2 separate regions of the Mus musculus genome follow, and region 2 is linked to region 1. The links are chromatin loops, found by intact Hi-C in ENCODE. Cell type or tissue: left cerebral cortex. All regions are shown on one strand.

Evidence for each region. Peaks named below come from ENCODE experiments on the same cell type or tissue, not always from the same donor. Only the 100,000 strongest peaks of a DNase experiment are listed, where the experiment ranks them.
Region 2: it touches region 1 in a loop (3-fold over the local background); 4 of 42 quality-filtered maps call a loop at or near these places.

The regions. Positions count from the first base shown.
Region 1 is chr10:25,237,899-25,240,398 of GRCm38, reverse strand. Akap7 (A kinase (PRKA) anchor protein 7) reads left to right here. Exons shown (of 8, transcript NM_001379238.1): 6 at 661-773. Among named protein-coding and RNA genes, the nearest start is that of Gm25016, 27 kb to the left of the region's middle. In left cerebral cortex, a CTCF peak has its summit at 1,018 (motif pointing right); a DNase peak (open chromatin) is centred at 1,050.
Region 2 is chr10:24,868,308-24,870,807 of GRCm38, reverse strand. It overlaps Med23 (mediator complex subunit 23), which reads right to left and starts at 822. Exons shown (of 30, transcript NM_001166416.1): 1 at 662-822; 2 at 323-354; 3 at 57-144. The coding sequence starts at 709. In left cerebral cortex, a CTCF peak has its summit at 974 (motif pointing left); a DNase peak (open chromatin) is centred at 916; H3K4me3 peaks cover 1,302 bases; H3K27ac peaks cover 643 bases.

The DNA of each region.
Region 1 (2,500 bases):
TAATAGCTGAGTAGTACCCCATTGTGTAAATGTACCACATTTTCTGTATCCATTCCTCTGTTGAGGGGCATCTGGGTTCTTTCCAGCTTCTGGCTATTATAAATAAGGCTGCTATGAACATAGTGGAGCATGTGTCCTTCTTACTGGTTGGGACATCTTCTGGATATATGCCCAGGAGAGGTATTGCGGGATCCTCTGGTAGTACTATGTCCAGTTTTCTGAGGAACCGCCAGACTGATTTCCAGAGTGGTTGTACAAGCTTGCAATCCCACCAACAATGGAGGAGTGTTCCTCTTTCTCCACAGAGGATGATTATTTTTAATTGAATATTTTTATGCAATAAATTCTGATTATGTTTTCCCCTCCTCATCTTCTCCCAGATCCTCCCCACCTTTCTCTCTCTCATTAGGAAACACACAGGCAAATAAAACAAGATAACCAGAATAAAACAAAACGAATACAAAAAAGCATGAGAAACACACACACACACACACACACACACACACACACACACACACACAAAACCCATAAAATGCAAATTGGAAACCATAATATGATCTTCCTTATAATACAGTTAGTCATCTCTTGAATCAACCTCTTAATAACTAAAGATAACTGTGTGTTACAGTAGCACTTTTGTGTTCTTTTTATCTTCTTCAGAGACTGCGAAAAGAACATTTCGGGAAAAAGGCATCCTAGCTGGAGAAAGCAGAACTTTTAAGCCCCACCTGACCTTTATGAAGCTGTCCAAAGCACCGATGCTCAGGAAGAAGGTGGGTGCTCGTATGTAACGCTGGCCTTGGTTTGCAGGGCACAGCAGGCTGCAGCGTAGTTAGGGGTGTAAATGATAGTTTGTATTTTTTGGCGCCCTAACCTTCTTGTTCCTGGGACCCTTGGTCAATTCAGTTCTAACCCAAGGGTGTCGGAGATCTCAGTGTTTCTAGGAAGCTGTTAGAGCTTGTTTGCTGCGTGGTTGTTAGGTGCACAGCGACACCTCTGATTGCTGTGGCTTCTTTTGCGACTCCTCCCAGGAGAAACCTCTAGATGGTGCCAGAGGTCACTCGTGCCACCTTGGTTAGGTCTTCTGCCTCCTTCAGCTCTAGGGGCTTTTCCCCATGCTAGCTGGCCTTTATTCACCTGCTGCTCACTGCAGTCTGCGGTTCAAGCCCAAGCTGAGGAAGACAGTCTCGCGCTTTAGCCCAGGGGTTTCTTACTCAATTTAACTCACCAGCTGACTTCTGTTATAGCAGAATTTCTGAGATGAGCGTACAGATCAGTGTCCACTCCCAGCCCCGCGTTCTCCTCTGCCCTTGTTAAGGCTTGTTTGCAGCTTTATGAAGAAGGTCATGCTTATTAGTAAGTAGCAACCTCTCCCCGCCCCCGCCCCGCCCCGCCCCGCCCAATTTAGCATGTTCTGTTCTCAGAACTGTTTTTTTTTTTTGTTCTTTAAGCATGGGTTTGAGTGATCTATCCTGTGCTTATGTGCTGTCTACAAACTGTTGTTAAAGACGCCCTCAAAAAGATATCTTGCCTATTGTTGATAGTTATGTGAACAATTGATTAACGTGACCATGAGGCATGATTACAAAAATTCATTTGGTAAAATGACTATGTAAGTACTAGTCTTTGCAGCCCTGAGTGGCAGCCCGCAGAGCCTATAGACTGTTTGCTTCTCACTCACTATCTTTCTTGTTTTGCTGTCAATGGATCGTCGTCTTCCAAGTGGTTTCCCACTTAACCCCAGAGTGAAAACTCGGTTGTGAAGGTAATTCCCCTATTATAAATGCTGCTTTGTCTTTACGATATCAACTTGCAATGGGAGCACCCAGCGACGTTCACCAAATGGATGTTTAATTGCCCAGGTTCTGGATTTCAGCCTTTCAGACTGTCTGCATGTGGTTTCTTGGCAGTTAGCTGCGTAGAATCGACTCCCTCGTCTCCCCCAGAGGGAAGGGATGTGGCACTCAGGTTTAAATGCTTTAAGCGAGGTTGCGTCCTCGAGTTCTAATTCCTGTCTCTGTGTCTATTTTCAGTCTCATGTTCTTCCCTCTCACCGGCCAACTGCAGGTCACCCAAGTTCATTTATAAATATGGGGAGCATCTATTAGAAGCCATGATTTGGTAGCGATTACGTGCTGGGGACGGTTGCTTTGACCTAGGCTGGTAATCAAGATGGAAGGTTTCTGCTCGAATGATGTATGAACTTGAAACCAGGTTGCATTCTGTTTAGATTAGAAGGCTGAATCTACGGAGAACAAATTACCGCATCCTCTCTGTTCTCCATGGAGGAGATGCAACAAGGCCCCCAGTAAGTGCCTGACAGCACAGCCACCACTCATCACTGTATGTGTTCTCATCCCCACATGTGTGCTTACTCACTCAGAGGGGTTTATCTTCGATACATCAAATGCCAGCATCAGCCCTGTGCACTTTGGGGCCTTTATTATGTAAATGTAAGAATTACTTAAATTCTGTGATGCCGAGACAACCGGTCTGATCT
Region 2 (2,500 bases), 370 kb after region 1:
GTAAAAAGGAAGGCGTCAAACGTCATTAAGTGGATGTTCAACATGAAATGTCTCACCTGAGAAAGTCCACTCCAAAACTGCCGGAAGGCCGCCAAGCAGCTAATTAGTTTTGTTTTTTCATCCTCGGGGGTATCCATAAACATTCTGAAAAAACAAAAATCACATTATCTGCTGCTAGTTTTAAACAGGTACACATCCTGCAAGGTAGATTTTTTTTAACTCCTCAAAACCAACTTAAGTGGAATCTAACAAAGATAAATCTACAAACAACAATTAAAAAAACACACACACACACACAAAGATCTGCCTGCCACATACTCACCCTGGGAAGGCCTCTTCTATAATTTCTGTTTTCTGCAAACAAACAAAAACTAGTAAACGATCTGACTACTAAAAGGGGGCGGGGTGGGAGATGTCCCCGAGAGAAATATTCCCGGGCAATACAGATAGAGCACGACACTTTTATGGGGACCGCGGCGGGAACTAACAGCACTTTCTTAGATCTGGCAGCAGTCCGGGGATGGGGGGACCGCCACCCCGGTTCAGACGCCTATGTCAACATAGGGGCGGGAAAGGAGCTGGCCCAGGCCCGCAGCCTGGAGCCGCACGCAGCCTGCACTTCCCGGAGCCATGGCTCTGGCTTACGGACAGTGGCACTCACCACCACCTCCTCGAAAATGCTCTGCAGTTGCGTCTCCATCGGTACCATCGAGCCCCGGGCTCCCGGGGAACCCGGCGACAGACGGGTGAGAGCCAGGGTCGGGAAAGAATGGAGCGGAGGGGCGGAGCCACCAGCAGGAAGCCGCCGCTCTCTCTTGCTCTGTTACTTCCTTCGGTGCCAGGCGAATGAGCCCGCCCGGTGCTTACCCGTTACCAGCCCCTCTGAAATCTGTATCTCAGCCTGTTGGTTCCGCTCGTAGAGGTGACCCCGTAAGCTGACAGCGCTGCTTGATCCCGGGCAAGGCCACCCTCTCCTGGCTGGAGCCGGAACTGCGACCTGTTTGGAGTTTCATTTGCAGATCCGAATCACAAGGGCTGTGGCCAGAACCAAGTGGGTGACTGTCAAGAGCTGACCTCGTGAAGCAGTTGATACCACGTTATTCTTGCCCAATAGGACCCATGTCTTCACTATGGTACCCTCAGTTGCTAGCACAGTGATGGGCGTGTCGTCATCGTTTATTGAATGTTGAAAAAAAAAAAAAGAATAAACCCTTTATTGTTAATTCGCAAATAAGTGGCGGTACTAAGTACATCATTTTAAAACAATTTTCCCATCATCCTGGTAAATTTCTGAAAACTTTTTTTTTTATTGTCTTAGTATGAAGAAATTTTTGTCTATCCAAAGGCTATTCGTCAATGTTTTCTTCCAGAAACTTTGTTCTAGCTTTGGTATTTAAGTCCATATTTTTTTAATTGGTTTTCATGACTGGAGATAAGTTCTCACAGGACTTTTCCCTCTTTGGGGAGATGTAAATAAATGTTTATAAACCCTAAATAGAGGACATTGACAGATTAAAGAAAGGATCTTGCCGGGCGGTGATGGTGCACGCCTTTAATCCCAGCACTTGGGAGGCAGAGGCAGGTGGATTTCTGAGTTCAAGGCCAGCCTGGTCTACAAAGTGAGTTCCAGGACAGCCAAGGCTACACAGAGTAACCCTGCCTCAAAAAAAAAAAAATCTCATTCAAATCCAGCTTGGTAAAACAATGAGCTTATTATAGTTTCTTATAGAAGCACGTGACTCGGGTACCCTCATTACTAGGAACTCCTACCTCAAGCATAGATGACTTACAAAAAGGCATACCAGTGTAGTACCCTCCCAATAAAATATTTAAATTTAACACAATGTTGGAGAATTAGAGGGGCTTCTGGGGAATCGTGTAAGGACCATCTTGAGTTTCCATGGCGTCTTCATTTTATTTTATAGTTTTGAGACAGGGTATTTTGTATCCCAAGTTGACCATGAACTTACTATGTAGCAGAGTGACCTTGAATATTTGATCCTTCTATTTCTCATGGCGAGAGATGGGACGCCCCTGAGACTATCTGCCAGGAAGAAGTGTTGGGTTAGGTTTCAGATTGGACCTGGGGTTAGGGTTAGGTGTGCTAGGGTTTGGGTTAGGATTGAACTCAGGGCTTCCTGCTTGCTAGACAAACAGTTTACCAGTAAAGACACATTCCCACTCCCATCTCTCATGTGGGTTTCAGGCAACTGAAGCTGCTCTGCTCTAACAGTGAAGCAGGCACTGCTTCCTGAGAGCTTATGGGCAAGAAGCTGGTGATTTTCCAGTCATAGTCTGGCAGAAACTTAGCTTCCCAACAAATGTAAATGATATCCAATCACTGTATATAGCATTGTTTACTGTACCATAGCTACTGAGATGAACTGTTTAATTTTCTAGTTGAAGAGTAGCCTGAAAGACTTAACATTCAGTGTTCTGTTTGCTGTGGACATGATATGAAAGACTGTGTAGTTTAAATAATAGAGATTTATGTTGATGT